Linked DNA regions of Mus musculus: region 1 is linked to region 2. A link is a loop called in an ENCODE intact Hi-C map of the cell type or tissue named here. Cell type or tissue: heart. All regions are shown on one strand. Links, peaks and the distances in the headings refer to the core of each region. The heading gives the core; the rest is flanking DNA.

Region 1 (7,925 bases), core at 1,270-6,269, 57 kb before region 2:
TTGGTGATATTCTAAGCTGATACAACACGGGTGTGTGCCCAGTCTGGTATACATGGAAAGAAACAGACTCGGAGAAAGCTAGCAGTTCAGTAGAGAGCAAATCTCAGCAGCAGCAGGGTTGACAGTCAAACTCATGATCCTAAATCTAGAATATTCCATGCCACGCCGTACTTCATCCTCTCTTCATAAAAGCCCAATTAATATTTCAGATCTTACTGATTTAGTCCCAGGAACATGAGAACATGGCAGAACACACCATTAATCTGCATTTCCTCTTTGAGATATGCCAGCCATAAAAACTGAAGTGCTCCCAAAACCGCGAGCACCTAGAAAGGGGCCTGGAGAGACTCTAATGCTGGGCATCCATCTCTGTCAGCTCAGGGCCGCTGGAACTGTAGCTCTGCATAACATTTAGAAGCCTGGGGTTTCCTGTGGTCCCTGAAGTTGAGCCAGCAGATGAGGGACAACATGGCCACCCCCCACTGTGGGTGCTCAAGGACTCTTGCACAATTAGAACATCGCAGCCATCTTGAGAACTAAATTCATCCCCCAAAGCACACCTAGATCGGAATGTTCTCTGCCTCAGAGATCCTGTCCCTCACTGTCGTTCCCTCTCTTTTTCCAGAGCCAGGAAGTAAAACCCATCCCTTGTCAATCCAGCTTTAAGACCACACTCACACACAAGCACACACAGACGCAGAGTCAGCCCACAGTGACAAACACCGCATGCTTCAACACACACACACAAAGAGGAAAAGATGGAAGCAGTCACAAAAAGAGAGTCAAAGACAGAGAAAACATAAAGAAGGAGGGAAGGGGCTGGGCAATACTAGTGAAAGGGCTGGAGAAGCTGAGAAATGGAAACAGGCTGTGAGCTAGGCCTCTGCTCTGTGGGCCAGCCACAGCCATGCCCCTGAGTTCCTGCCCAGGCCCAGCAAGCACATCTCCTCCTACGTGACCCCAACGTGGACACACCTTCTCTCAACCCACTACACACAAGATGGTCCATGCTGGCTTTGGGGGACTCACAGCTGCACAGGAGCCCCTGCCGCTGCCGCTCTGGGATAATGGCAGTTCTCAGCCACCTGGCCAGACTATCAAGTTTGAATCTGGAAGGCAGGAAACCCATTCAAAACCCTGCCTTTGTGAGAAGGTAGACCCCCAAAGCTGCTGGGGACGGATGTGTTTTTAGGTAGAGGTAATTGAAAACAGTAAGAGAACAGCAAGCCTGTAAAATCTTGTAAAGCTGATGGACGCTACTCCTTCCAACCATCCAAAAAGATCTGACAGTGCGAGAGAAACTGGGGTTCCTGCGGGCCCTGCCCTGGGAGCGTGTTCTGTTGATGGGATGTGGAATCTCTGGATTCTAGGGCTAGGACTAGTCATTCCTGATTCTCAACCAAGTGCATATGGTAGCTGGTCTTGGAGATCTCCAACATGGGAGACTTTTCAACCAGCACAGACCTGAACTTGGAAATCCAGGCCGGCGCCTGTGACCCGGGAACTATGTCCCCCACGTGTGTGTCTGTCTCCTCACCTCACTGCCACTGCCACCCGTTGGTCTTTGATAAGCTATGAGTGAGCTCTCATTCTTTCCTAAAATCTCTGCCACAGCAGCTTGGAGACATTCGTTTTTGGCTGCCACCATTTTAGACTCACCGGGATGACCCGACCCCAGCCATTCTCACTTCTCTCTAGTCCCTTTACACTTATCTGTATCTTTTCCATTCCTCAAAGCACTAGGAGGCTTGCCACTGTCTTAGCTGCTGCCACATGGCTGACAGCCATCTTTGCTGGGTTAGAAAGAGTGGGTTTTACCCGTGTGACTTAACTCCAATCTTGGTTAAAAGTGACCACATGGTAAAAGCCAACCAAAAAAAAAAAAAAAAACCAAACAAAACAAACACACAAACAACCCTCTTCCCAGCCACCTCTCCTGGCTGCTCAGCAGGCTCGCTCCCCTACAGGACCCACCCATCCCCACACTCTCTTGCTCCAGCTTTCTCTGTCCTCCTGCTCCTCAGCACCAGTGTGAGGTCCTTATTCCCACCTAAGTGGGAAGCCCCCACACCCCCTTGCTGTTCACTGTGCCTACAAGTGGAGATGTTTATCTCAGATTAGATCACAAGCCTGTTCATGACCAGAGCCTTGCTGTCCCCTGTGGTGCTTAGCTCTGAACAGACCTTCAATAGCTCCCTTACTTAGGGGACTAATCACCTTTTGTCCAGTCCTTCAGCAAGGTGGAGGACGGTTGCTATTTCTAACAACAGAGGGAAGGCAAACATCGCCTGGCCTGCCCCTCCCCACCTCCATCCTACACACGCCCAGCCTAGGCGATTCCTCTTGGCTCTCAAAGGGCTACCACTTCTAGTACATTCTAACAAGTGGTACCGCAGAGAACTGACAGGAACATTTAGCTTCCTGCTCCAGTGACACCCAAGAAGGAACTGGGAGAAGCGAGGGGTGGGGTCCGTGAGCAGAAAGGTGTCCGGGACGTTGGATGTTATGCCTTCACTCCTGCGATGCTGCCTCATGGTCTGAATTCGGAGGCTGAGGCTGCTCTGCACCTGGCGGACGGCTCCACCGTGGCTGGCTACTGATCCCTGCTTTGTGGCTGTAGGGAGCTTAGTCACAGGTCAGCAGCAAGGGCCAAGCCCAGCTGCTGGGGAGGAGCAATTGGGAATATTAGAGCCCCGGGGCATGCGGCTCTGTGTCAACACTCTCCTGTAGCACAGGCTGTTGGAGCAACATTGTTACAACACAGTCTTACCAAATGGTCAAGTGTCATGTGTCACCCAATTTCAGAGCCCAGGCGCAGCTTGCTTTCCCAGCACCAAGCAAGCACTGTAGCTCAGTAAGCATTGGTTACAGAAGATGAGTGTTTCACAGGTGTGCCTGGTGTGTAGGGAATGGTGGGGCGGACAGGGGCAGGATACTGCAGCCTAAGGGAGACCACTGATTTTTAGAATAAAAGGCTTGCAACTATTTGGGCTTCTTTTTTAATCCCAATTCCCTCTGTTTAGTCCAACAAAAGAAAACGACTGTCCCAGATTCAATTTCTTGTTCCACATCTGTCTCAGTGATTTGAACAAGGCTTTTACACCAAGAACAGAACAGGAAGCTGGGACTGCTCGAAATACCTTGCTGCTGAATGAGATAAAAGAAACTCAAGGGAAATCTCACTGGGGCAACCAAAGGGGCAGCTTTCCCTCACCTTCCCCTCCCCAAAAGCTGCCTCTACAACAGAGATGACAGGATGAGGGACCCGGTGAACAGCTGAAGGATCATCAGCTCAATGAAGACAGCATGCTTTGAATGAACCAATGAGCTGCCGTGGAAGCCATCTTTGCTACAGTCAGGAGAATGAGAAAACCAGGAGTTGGCCCCCTTCTGTCCAGGTTAGGGTGGTGCATGGACCCAGTGCAGCACTAATGGGATCTGTTCAGAGCAGCCGCGATGGACAGGACCCCAAGACCTATCTGGAAAAACACTGTGCTGGGAAGGTCTAGGTCCCCCTCAGGAGGTTTGGGTATAAGACTGCAGATGCACAGCATAAGAATGGTCACTGAGTAGAGAGCCTGAGAAGGCTACCAACCCTGGCCTGTGGGATTATAGCAAGCAAAGACAAAACTTCTAAAGCAGGCCCCAGACTGTCCAGTCTTCAGGGCCTTGGGCTGAAGCAAATAAGAATGCAAGAAATAACAGGGCTAGTGACTCCAGACAAGATGAGGAGGGCACAAGTAATGGGTGTCAGCCCAAGCGGGGCAGGAAGGCAAGCAAGATCAAGACTCTATAGGGCTCAGCCAGGCAGCCAGTGTGCAAGAAAAGCCAGCACCTACCTACACGTGCAAGAAAGGGGAGGGCCAGCAAGGAAACTCAGGCATATCACCAACACTGTAACCTCTCTTCCCTCAGGAAACTGGACCCCTCTCTTAGACAACTGTAGGGCCCAAGGGGAAGACAGCAAGAAAACCAGAAAGAGAACGAGGTTCTAGCAGATGGGGATGCCAAGGTGTTCGGGAGCTTGAAAGGTAGGACCAATTGTGTTCGTTGCTTTTCAGCCCAGAACCCCATCACGTTCACTCTTCTCCACTATGTTAAGTCCCACAACCCACCCGTGTTCCTGAGTGCTTCTGGATACCACAGGAGTCAGGGGCACGGATGGGTTGGAGAGTGGAGTGCACCCCAACTAGCAAAGAAGTCTGCAGGATTTGGAGATGGCTGTCTGTTTGAGGCTAGCTCTGCCTCTCATCAGCCACGTGACTTTGAATAGGTAATCTCTCCCCTCTCAGCCTCACTTCACTTATCTGTAAAATGAGACTGCTGTCAAGGATAACTGGAATCCCTCGCCCACATGAGATGAATGGACATGTGGCTTGCTGCCACTGTCGCCGTGTGTGCAGCTGCATGCCAGGCCAAGGCTTGAAACAGGACCACAGCCTGAGATACAGTGTGTTACACAGGATGGAGGTGGGGTCAGGAGCTGGATGATAAAGGATGCTTGTGCAAATGAGGGCATGAAGCAAATCTATTTTGTATCAAAGCACATAGGTTACATAGAAGGTAATGAAGTCAATTCTGATGATAATCCTTGAACCACACATGAATATCCCTTAATGCCATTGAACTGTATTGTAAAGTGGCAAATTTTTATGTTACATATATTTTACTACCATTTTTAAGAAAAAAAAATTTAAGGGCTGGAGAGATAGCTCAGTGGTTAAGAGCACTGACTCCTCTTCCAGAGGTCCTGAGTTCAATTCCCAGCAGCCACATGGTGGCTCACAACCATCTGTAATGGGATCTGATGCCCTCTTCTGGTGTGTCTGAAGACAGCTACAGTGTACTCATATACATTAAATGAATAAAAGAAAAAAGAAATAAATGACAAAATCCAACCTAGACCCAGGTCAAGTGCCCATGGGTGTCCCTCCCCTCTGGCAGGGGAAGTTTCAGAGTGATGGAATGTCTTCTAACTTGCACCAAGTCTTTTAAACAAAATAGAAATGAAGGATGGGTTCTGTCTTCTCCTAATCCAACTACTGTGTTAGAAGGATCTGAGCAGTGCCGATTTCGCCATCTTTCTTCTTAGAAACGGGAAAATGTCACTTGACTAGCTCCTTGCCCAACAGGAAACTAGAATTACCAGAATTTTCTTGGCAGCATAATGCAATAACAAGTGTATAGAAATTTCTAGACGGTAAAAACTGTGCAGTGTCTTCCCATCTTACAAATCCTCAGAGTCAGATACTGCTCGCCCACTTTAGAATCATCGAGCTCCTGCTGTGTATTAGGCATTGAAGGAGCAACTACAGAGATGGCTACTGTTCCTCTGAGTGTGCAGAGAACCTTGGTGGTGCTGTCAAAGCGCATACCCCTAGGGAAGTGGGGTTTCATAGCCTGTGGGAGGCCAGACACAGTACAGTGGGGCTAATACACATTGCTGATGGAGGATTGTCACCATTGTGGAGAGAGATCAACATTTAAATATGGTAGCTATACCCTGCAGAGTCAGACTTGTCAGTCATGGATTACTAAATAAAAACCTCAAGCTGGGCGATGGTGGCACACACCTTTAATCCCAGCACTTGGGAGGCAGAGGCAGGCAGATTTCTGAGTTCAAGGCCAGCCTGGTCTCTATAGAGTGAGTTCCAGGACAGCCACCAGGGCTACACAGAGAAACCCTGTCTCGAAGGAAAAAAAAAAAAAAAGGCAAATAAATAAATAAATAAATAAATAAAAATAAAAACCTCAGTACCAAGTATAGGATACTTCCCTATGGGGTCAGGAAGGTCCCATAGGCCCTTAATACAATCCGAGCTATTGCCATAGCTCTTTGTTCCTCCCTGAAAAACTAAACTGTAAAACCCAATTGCAGAAGGTACAACATACTTTCATTGAAGGACATAGTGAAATCAGGCAAACTTGAAAACATCCCCCCACCCTGCTGACTAACTTTCATCATGCCAGAAGGTGGTAGCCAGGCCATCCCTGCATGCTATAGTACCAATCTGCCGGATGAGATGTGCCCACAAGTGCAATAGTGGCACAAAGGTTGTAGATGTAACCAGCTGCTTTAGGGTTAGATTTGAGACTGGGTTCACAGTAAAGAATCTGGGCCTGGTGCTGGTCCAAAGTCCATGAGTCCTGAGGTCACAGGCCCTAGGGGACAACCTGTTACTGTTGTTTTGCTAAATGACATGCTGTCAAACTATCTTCCAAATATCTATGCTTAGATCCATAGCGTAGTGCTGTGCTTAACATTAGCCAAAGAATCCTCTCTGAGCAGTGGTCACAGTTAATGCAGAGATCAATAGTTAGTCATAATACTGAGAATCAATGTATACTGAGTGCTCAGCCCTAAGTGGGACCCCTATATTAATAGCCCCAAATAAACAGAGGAGGAAGATAACTGGGTATGGTGGCACACGTCTGAAAATCAGGTCAGCTCTTAGGAGGCTGAGGCAGGAAAAGCCACAAGTTCCCAGCTACTTCAAATGAAGAAATAAACAAATACACACAACATAGCAATACAAATTTGGATGAATTAACTCTGAAAAAGCCTCAGACGTGCAAGTCCCCACAGTCAGAGACAGATTTTTCATGATGTGAGCTCGCTGCCCAGGGACTTTGGAGAAGGAGGCTGGAACTGCGTGGTGGGGGAGCTTGGGCACATACCGTGATCATTCTCAAGGCTTTAAAGAAGGCCGGTCAGTTTGTTTTTGGGAAAGACTTGAGAGAAGTCTCTTTTAAACTACAAGATACCAGAGCCCCCCAAAAAACTGTCATTTTGATGGCTTTCTATTTCAACTTTGAGGCCATTAGCTAGGTGTCCAATTCTGCTTCCGAGAAAGAGGCGAGGCTGTTAAAAGAAAGATGAGGTTGTTCAAATAGGCCCCTCCAGGAGCCTCTTGACCACGCACTGTCTGTCATTGTCCTCTGAAGCTCTCAGCCACTTTCCTTCTGGTTTTTATCTCCCAGTCATCAAGTGTCCCTCAGCTGTGGTACCTTCACAGAATCAGAAGCCCCAGAGATCATTTGGCCTGATCTATCTACTTTACAACCACAAAAAAATAAATAAAAGAAAATAAAGTGGAACTAGTGGTGGCCTATCTGGCTACAGTGACCAATACTCCAGACACAGGCTATTACATCCTGTGAGCACAGAGCTCACTGGAGCCGGAGCCCTGGGGTGGGGCGGATAGGAGGCCCTTCACACTAGCTCAGTCCCCCTGGTGGTATGATGACACTTTACACTGCTGAAGCCTCCTGAACAGCACACCCAATGTTCACTCCTTTCACATAGCCCAGGGTGAAGACAACTGAGTGGTTTCCAAGGCAACCTATATTCAGGTGCTGGGGCCTGTCTCAAGCCAGTGAGGGGAGAAGAAAAGGGAGAAGTCACCTTCCACTTACAAACATAATTCCTCCCAAACTAATTTGCCCCGGAGCCCCGTCAGGATCTAGGACAGAGACTCCCAGGGCCCGGGAAGATTTTGGAAGAGTTGGCAGGAAGAATTTGCAGGGCTGGAGAGATGATTCTGTGAGGATCCTGCATGCTGTCCAAGCGTCGAGCGTGAATCCCTGGGTTCAGATCCCCAGCTCCCACCTAAAAGCTGGGTGTAGCGGCCATATGCACTTGTAAGTCCACAAAACACGTGCGTTCTGGAGATTTGCTGGCCAGTCAGCTTAGGGGAAATGATGAGAGACCCTGGCTCAAAAGAAGGACAGAGAAAGGTACCCACTGTCAACCTCTGGCCACATATAAGTGAAAGAGCACACACACACACACACATCCTCATTCATCCTCTCCCACAATTAAAGAGGCATCGTCAATGGCACACAGCAAGTGGACTTGGGAAGTCTAGAGCTGTTTATCCTGGCTGGGACAAGTCTCAACATGTCCCGGATATGGGTTTCCATAC
Region 2 (7,925 bases), core at 1,142-6,141:
GACTCTCCCAGCAGCAGGTACAGTAGGTGGACGGGGCAGGTACGGCCTCACGAGATAAAGCAGAGAAGTTCAGAGTTAGGTAAGGCCCAGGGCTGCAGGCCATCAGTCACTCAGAGGAAAAAGAACCTGTCCCTCACCAGGGCCTTTAAATAGAAATGGCCATGGTAGGTACCCAAAATGACTGGTCACCTGGTCTATCCTCGGGCTTCCAGAATCATCAGCAAAGACAGGCAGGCACACAAGAATCCTAGCAAAGGAAAGTCCCTCATCCACCCTGAGTGTCTCTGGGCTCTTCTGTCACAGAGCCCATCCCCCTGTATCCCAAAGCTGGGGAGCTGACACCTCTCTCCCCAACAGCTGCCTCATGTGTAAAGACAGTCTCCAACCAGACCCAGATTCCTTGTAGAACTTTCTCCTCTGTCCTTGCGTCTTACTTTCCATCTAATCACAGAGAAAGAAGGTGTCTCTCTCCTCAGTCATCACAGACAGCCACAGCCGACCCCTCTTACATGAGCAGGTGCTCTGGTGGGCCTTGACCTCATCTGACTCAGTCTCCCCACCAGAAAGCTGGAAGCAGCCTTGCAGGGTATCCTGACTTCCAAGAATCACACAGCCAGCAGTGACAGAGCTGTAACTCCTGATTTGGTCCTATTCTTTGATATGACCCTCTTTGCCTCCGAGGTAGATAGGGACATTTGCCTCACTAAATAAACATTTTGTTGTTTCAATCCCATCCCCGAGGTACACAGGAAGTGGTCACCTCACTGACTGAGGCACGCAGGAGCTTCCTGGTCACTGTCCCTCAGTACCATCGCCACCAGAGAATCAACGACTTAGGAGTGGAGGAAGCACACACCTTGGGTGATATCACCCAGTCAACACTTACAGCCTCCCGGCCCGGGAAAACCTCTCTCCATCAGAGAAGATAGTCGTCCCTGCCCGGTGACACCCTACCCCCAAAACACATTCAGACAAATGATCATGGATCCCACACTCAGAGCCGGACACAGCCACTGACTCCTAGAAAAGCCATTTCCTTAACAGCCGCCATGGGGGCCACTGAAAAGAACATGCTAGCACCATGCCACACCTCCGGGATGTGGGCTTCCACGGATTCCCCCTAACAAGTGTTCCTAATTCCCAGGGGGGGGTTGCCAGCCCATCTCCTAAGCAGAGCACACAGCAAGAGAGGCAGCTCTAAGAAGGCAGGGAACAGAGGGACCTGCAGCCTCCCAGGCTCTCATTACAGGGAATGACTAAGTGAGCTGGGCTTCCAGGGGAAACCCCACTCTGCTCATGGAGAGGTCTGTTCATCCAGGAGCTATTTAGACTGAGGCAGCTTCCAAGTGCTCTGGCTTGGGCAGTCCCTGCAAAGCAGCAGGTCCCTGGAGGACTCTCTGCTGGGAAGTCTGGGCTCTGTCCATGCAGGTTGCCTGACAAGGAGCACTGCCCACATCAGGTTAAAGGGAGACTCTGGGAATGGGGGAAATCTGATCAGCACCTCCCAGGTTTTTGTGACTAGATCTCTACAAGGAATGTGACAGTCTCCAGCAGCTGTGCGCTGCCTGAAACAGGCTCTATTTGAAACCTCCAACAGCTGAGCCCCTCCCAGCTACCCGCCAGCCAGCCCAGCCACCCCTTGTCCAAAATGACAAACAAATACACAAATACACAGAACAAGCAGGCACTCACACGAGTACACATATACACATGCAAACACCAGCAAACTGGGACCAAGTGGTACAGTAGGGGAAACCGTTTGCCCAACAATTCCCTGCACCTCCAAGCCTTCTGGCATGCAGCTTCCTGGCAAATGCAGCATTGACAAAAACCCACCTTCCTCGACCTCCTTCCCCTCTGGGAAGGAAGCTCTCTCCTCCAACTGAAAGGATAGAGCAATGGAGCGTCCCCCACCCCACCCCACCCCCAAGACAGTGCCTTGTGCCTGCCGTTCTCCATCCAGCGTGCACACACACGTACACTCATCTTTATTTATCCCAAGGAGAAGGAGTTAGGGTGGGAGGGAAGAACCAGGGCTAAGCTGGGGTGCCGACTCCGCGGTGACCCGCTGGGGAAGCCCTGTCATCCCATCCTAAGGAGAGGCGCTCCCCGTTCCCCGAGTGATGGCAAGGCGGTGCCCATGCTCTGCCTGGGTAACACCTGTAGCCATTTTTATCAGGGCATGTTTACAAGGCAGCGGCAGGTTTATTCTGAGTCCTCTTTCCTGAGGGAAGAGACTGCTGATTTCCTCCACCTATATTTTTAACCCGGTGCCCTTGGGAGAGACTCGGGAACATCTCCATTTTACCCTGGAGTCTCTCTGGGAAGAGAAGGGAAATAGAAACTTGGGAAGGGGGGGGGGAGCTGGGGAACGGTACAGGATCCCCACCCCCACCCAGACATTTATTTCTTTTTTATGGGGGGGGGGGAATGGAGTGGAGCAGGGAGGGGAGGCGAGGAGGGAAGTAGCAGGAACTGGCAAACACATCAAGGCAGAGTGTAATTAATTGGTGCGTTAAGCTGCTGGGTTATGCTTTAGTACGCGTGAGCCCGGAGGAAAAGAGCGATTTCTCAGAAGGGATTCTTTAATCCTCCCAAACACAGAGTCTGCACATTAGACACAGTGTGTGGGGATGTCCCCACAAAGGGAAGCAAGAAAGGAATTCTCACAGGACCATGGAAGAAAAACATGGGAAGTTAGGAAATCTCTCAAAATCAATCTCTCTCTCTCTCTCTCTCTCTCTCTCTCTCTCTCTCTCTCTCTCGTCTACATACTCCTTTTGTTGAATGTATAAAGAGAAACCACAGTCCCTACCTTTGAGTACAAACCCCAAGACAGTTCGGTCTCTATCACCATAACAACAATTCCAAACATCCCAAAAATCAGAGCATAGTCACTCAGTCGCTTTCTCTTTTCAAACAGGGCCCTCCTGTGTCCCAGCTTATAGCCAATGTTTTGGTTTTTCCGCTTGTTGGCTTTGGGGAAGGTGGTGCTGCCGGCCGTGGTGCCGGCATGCTGGTGGTTGTGGGTAGCGTTGGGGTGATGGAGCAGAGTCTGGTGGGCATGGTTATCCTCCCTGGAGGAGATGATAATCTCTGGGGGGTTGCTGGGACTGAAGAGCTGGAGGGGTTGGCCCTCAGGCTCAGCCTCGATAAGGTTTCTCCGAGAGGCGCTGAGGCGGCTGAGGGGCTTCATGACCCCACCGCTGTATTTGCAGGAGCTCATAGCTATCTCCGTGAAGGGATTGCTGTCCCGCCGGTGCACCAGGGGGCTGGCCTGCCGGTGCCGGCTGCCTCCACCGGGCCCACTTGTGGCTGTGGAACTTGGAGAGTGGCCAAGCAAGTGGTCATTGAGATTTAGCTGGCTGCCTTGCCTGGAGGAAGGGTGGAGGATGGCGGTAGAGTTGGCTGAAGTGGGGGCCCTGAACGCCGTGGGAGAAGAGTGCAACAGACCAGGATGGACAAGCTGGCTCTGGAGTTGGGCAAGCTGAGGCAGGGGGTGCAGTGGAGCCTGCTGCTGCTGCTGCTGCGACTGCTGCTGCTGCTGCTGCTGCGACTGTTGCTGCTGAGGCTGCGGAGGCTGAGGCTGCAGCAAGGGTCCCGGAGGCTGCTGGGGGACTGCTGGTGGCGCTGGCGGTGGTGGCGGTTGCTGCTGCTGCTGTTGCTCGTCCCCAGAAGATGGACAGGGACACTTGGGGTCTTCATCCAGGTCCCCCACCCCCGAGTCATGGAAGTGCCCAGAAGTGTCCATCTTGGGGCCTGGCTGAGTTCCCTGCAGCACGACCCTCCACCCCAAAGCCACCCTCGTTCCAAAGATGACCTCAAAGAAAGCCAGGCATCCAAGATTCCCCACCAGAAGTGTCTTGGCTCCAGTCCTCTCTCTTTGGTTTGCTTCAGTTCTCTGGGGCTGCCACTCGAGTATGCATTGTATTGGGCGGGTAGAAAAGCCAGGAGAGGAGCCGGGGGAAGGAGGAAGGGGCGAAAAGAACTCTATTCTGAAGGCGGTCCTCTAGGAGTGTATGAAGCAGACTCAGCTTCACTCCTCGCTGGCTCAATAGCTTCGCTCTCCTCCTCCTGACACTGTTATATGGCAAGCCAAGCCCACTTATTAGCCAGCGGTTTCATTGGCTTGGCTTAACTCTCCAACCCCTCCAAACTCCGCCTCCCTCTCAGGCTCCGCCTCCAAGAAGGGGCCTGCCATCCTTCGCTCCTCGCCGGGTGGCAGCGCAACGAGGGCTGGGAACTGTAGTTTTTGCTCCAAGACCACTACCACTCCAACCCCTCCACACTCCACCCGCAAGCTGAGCACCTGCCTTCTTTCCTCTGAAAGGTACGGTCAGGATACTGATGCCCACAGCAATCCCGGCTGAATGTTGGCGCTGGGGCGATGAAAGGAAGGGATCGAGAGCACCCTAAAGGGGAAGCTGTCACCATGCTGGGGAAACCGGGACCGGAGGACAAACGTTGATTAATAGCCAGTATCTGTACAGGTTGTTTTACACATTGGATTCCAGGTACATCTTCCAAAAGCCCAAGGGGATAGGGACTGTGCTCATATTTTACAAAGAAAATTAACACCGGGAGGCATTGAGCATAAACTGACAGAAGCAGAAGGGACCCACTCCTGACAGGGAGAAGCTCACCTACCTACCACTGTCAGAGCACCTGCGCTGTGTACAGGAGCCTCTGTTATTTCCAATCCTCACATCAACCCTATGAAGTGACGTCATCATCCTAAAAAAAGAAATAAAAGAAGGAAAAAGGAAAGAAAAGAAGCCCACTCACACGCAGATAAGAAATATGGCTCTTGTCACCCAGCTTGTAATTAAAGGCACTAGGATTTGAGCAGAGATCAGCCTGAGTCCACCACTCTTCTTCCGCTGCCTAGATGCTCCCCCCCCCCCATGATGATCAACACACAGTGGCTGTTCAATAAATAGTATCCACATGATGGATGGGAAAGGGCCAAAGAGAATCTGTCAAGGAAGAGCCAACTTCCCCAAAGCAGGATGTTTTAGTAACCTGGATCCAGCCTCTTCCAGAACAGCTGGGTCTGGAGTCACCTCAGGGTCGATGAGGACGACTGGAAATCCCAGTGGCTCCATGTCTGATCTGCCCCATGGGTCTCTGAGAGTCAGAGCTGGAAACAGCTGCTGGCTTCCCTGGTTCAGACTCCTCCTCATAAAGTATTTATTAGACTCCCACTGTGTGCAGAAGACTCTCCAAGGGGACAAGACCAGAGATGAATTTATTTCCATTTTTAATTGGGACAGCCTTAGCAATTGGGGGGGGGAGTGCTATGAATTCCTCTAGGCACACCTGGGCTCTAAGAGGGAGCATCTTCCTATCCACTTCCCAGCTCCCCACCATCCTCAGGCCTCTGTCTAGTGTCTCCCCTAGATAAGTGTGGAAGTACACATATCCAGATGCATGTGTGTGGTCACACCCGTGTACAGGTATGAGCACACACTTGCTCACACACACCCATCATGCTTCCAGAGCTTTCCCCCTGAATAGCAAGCATCAAATCGCCATGCCAGGGAGCATGGTAGAGTTCCCACCAATGAGCTGAGTGCCCTCTGCATACCAGTCCTCGCCTCTGCAAGCTGCTATGAAGACTGAGAGTAAACTGCTTGCACCATAAACCACACCCTCAGCTACCTGATAATGACAATCAATCTTGCACAAGATTGCTATCAATGATGATGGAGCAATGTGTACATACACACACACACACATGCACTCATGTGCACACGCCCTGGTACAAGCCTAGTGTCTCAGGCACATTTCCATCATCAGACAGGCCCCCAAGTCCCTACCTTACTTTCCAACATGGTCAGCCTGCCCAGTCCCTCTTCTCACCTGCCTCCTTCATTTCCCTCCCTCTTCAATCCGCAGAGTCAACAGTCTGACTCAAGGCTCCAGATCACATGATTAGGTTTTATGATCGAAAATAAATTAATACTAATACATTGTTAGAAGCAAAAATGTGCTGCTAGTACTGGACTTTCATGACAGATATAGATTCTGTGCTGCGGAAAATTAATTTCTAGGCCTGGAAGTTTCTTTGCCCACTCTACCACAATAGGTTGTCTTCTGCCTCCACTAACCTTCCTGGGTCACAGCAGGATCCAAATAGGGCAGGTATGCCACTATCCTGGATAGAGCTGCTCTACAGCCAGAGCCCAGAGGTTCACCTGGGAGTGGTCTAAACTTGAAACTGATGCTCCCACCCTGGGTGCAGCAACTTTGTCCTGAGAAAAGGTAGATGGGGTGTACTTAAAGCTGGAGCACACGCATACAGTGGTTCACAAACAATCATAACTCTAATTCCAGGAGATTGGATGCCCTCTTCTGATCTCTGTGAGCAGTAAACACACACCGGTGCACATACATACCCGAGGGCCAGTCCTGACTGCCATGGATGGTCATTCAGCATAAATAAGATGCACTTCGATCCACAGCTTCCTACTCTGTAAAATAAAAGAAATGAGGGTCCCCAGCTCCTGTGAGCCGATATATGGATCCTATCCCACTCCAACCCTCAGACCTCCTACATCACCGTACATAGCAACCTTGCCCCTCCAGTGTGCTGGGTGGGGCTGCACAGTACTGGTTGGTTGGTTTGAGACAGGGTCTCTTTATGTAGACCTGGCTGTCATGGGTCTTGATATGTAAACCAAACTAGCTTCAAACTCACAAAGATAAACCCGACTCTGCTTTCCAAGTTCTGGGATCAAAGGTGTATGCCACCACACCCAGCAATATTAGTTTTTAAAAGCCCACTGTGACAGGTTGCCTGAACTCCAGTTCACCAGTGGCACAATGGCAACTTGAAGTCTTTTGTGGTGGGAATGTTTACCCACAGAATGTACAAATGTGTCCTTCAGGGCTTGTTCCCCTCCCCCACCCCAAGTGGCTACTAAGTTTTTACCAGCTTGTAAGCATCTTTCCAACTGCTCTGAGCCATACTCTACCTAGTGTCTTCCCACTGCTGTTACATGTCCAAGTGTAAGAAACTCCCAGTGCCACCCCCTGAGCCCACGACCATGTCTATACACCACAACCCATGAGTTGAGAGCATTCTGAGACAATTGAGACTGAGGCATTAGACAGGTTTTTAAGACTTGCCTATAAATAGTAATCAGTAATAAGTGGCATAACTAGAGCGGAGCACAGGTCTGTCCCTGTCCAATAGGCAACCCTTGAAGCTTACATTGTTTCTATAGAGAGAAGTTATAGTTACATAGGTGACAAATAGCAACAACACAAATCCCAACAAGTAGCCAAGAAACTAGAGTTTGTTAAGACAAAAGAGGCTTCATGGGGCTGGAGAGATGGCTCAGAGGTTAAGCGCACTTGTTGCTTTTATAGAGGACATGAGCTCAATCTCCAACACACACATACAGTGTTTCACAAACAATCATAACTCTAATTCCAGGAGAGCGGATGCCCTCTTCTGATCTCTGTAAGCAGTAAACACACACGGGTGCACACACATACACACAGGTGAAACACACACAAAAGTAAAATGAATAAATCTAATAAATAAAATGTCTTTAAGAGAGAGGCATCATGGCAGCTGGAGAGGTGCCTCGGTGGTTACGAGCACTAGCTGCTCTTCTAGAAGACCAGGTTTGATTCCCAGCACCCACAGCCTCACGCAACCAGCTACAACTCCAGTTCCTTTGTATCCGATGCCCTCTTCTGGCCTCCCTTGGAACTGCATGCAACTGGTACAGAGCCATACATTCAGGCAAAACACCTACCTACATAAAATAAAATTAAAATTAAAAAAATTTAAAGAGGCTTCATGGAGGTGATAGGACTGGAGCCATCAAGTCGTTACACTACCTAAAGTGAAAGAATGGCACATTGGCCTCTCCTGACTGTAAAGATGAGGGGTTGGGGTGCAGTGAATTTCT

Evidence for each region. A loop is a pair of places that touch in the nucleus more often than their neighbours do. Peaks named below come from ENCODE experiments on the same cell type or tissue, not always from the same donor. Only the 100,000 strongest peaks of a DNase experiment are listed, where the experiment ranks them.
Region 1: a loop joins it to region 2, with 3 times the contacts of the local background. A loop is called at or near these places in 3 of 42 quality-filtered maps.

What each region holds. Positions count from the first base shown.
Region 1 is chr3:89,573,764-89,581,688 of GRCm38, reverse strand. All of the region lies in intron 2 of Kcnn3 (potassium intermediate/small conductance calcium-activated channel, subfamily N, member 3), which reads right to left. Among named protein-coding and RNA genes, the nearest start is that of Kcnn3, 58 kb to the right of the region's middle. In heart, for the core only: a CTCF peak has its summit at 3,387; a DNase peak (open chromatin) is centred at 2,668; H3K27me3 peaks cover 1,118 bases.
Region 2 is chr3:89,516,295-89,524,219 of GRCm38, reverse strand. Kcnn3 (potassium intermediate/small conductance calcium-activated channel, subfamily N, member 3) reads right to left here and starts at 4,056. Exons shown (of 8, transcript NM_080466.2): 1 at 2,816-4,056. The coding sequence starts at 3,751. In heart, for the core only: no CTCF peak of the experiment used is centred there; DNase peaks (open chromatin) are centred at 1,239, 3,339 and 4,149; H3K4me3 peaks cover 2,890 bases; H3K27ac peaks cover 1,417 bases; H3K27me3 peaks cover 2,033 bases.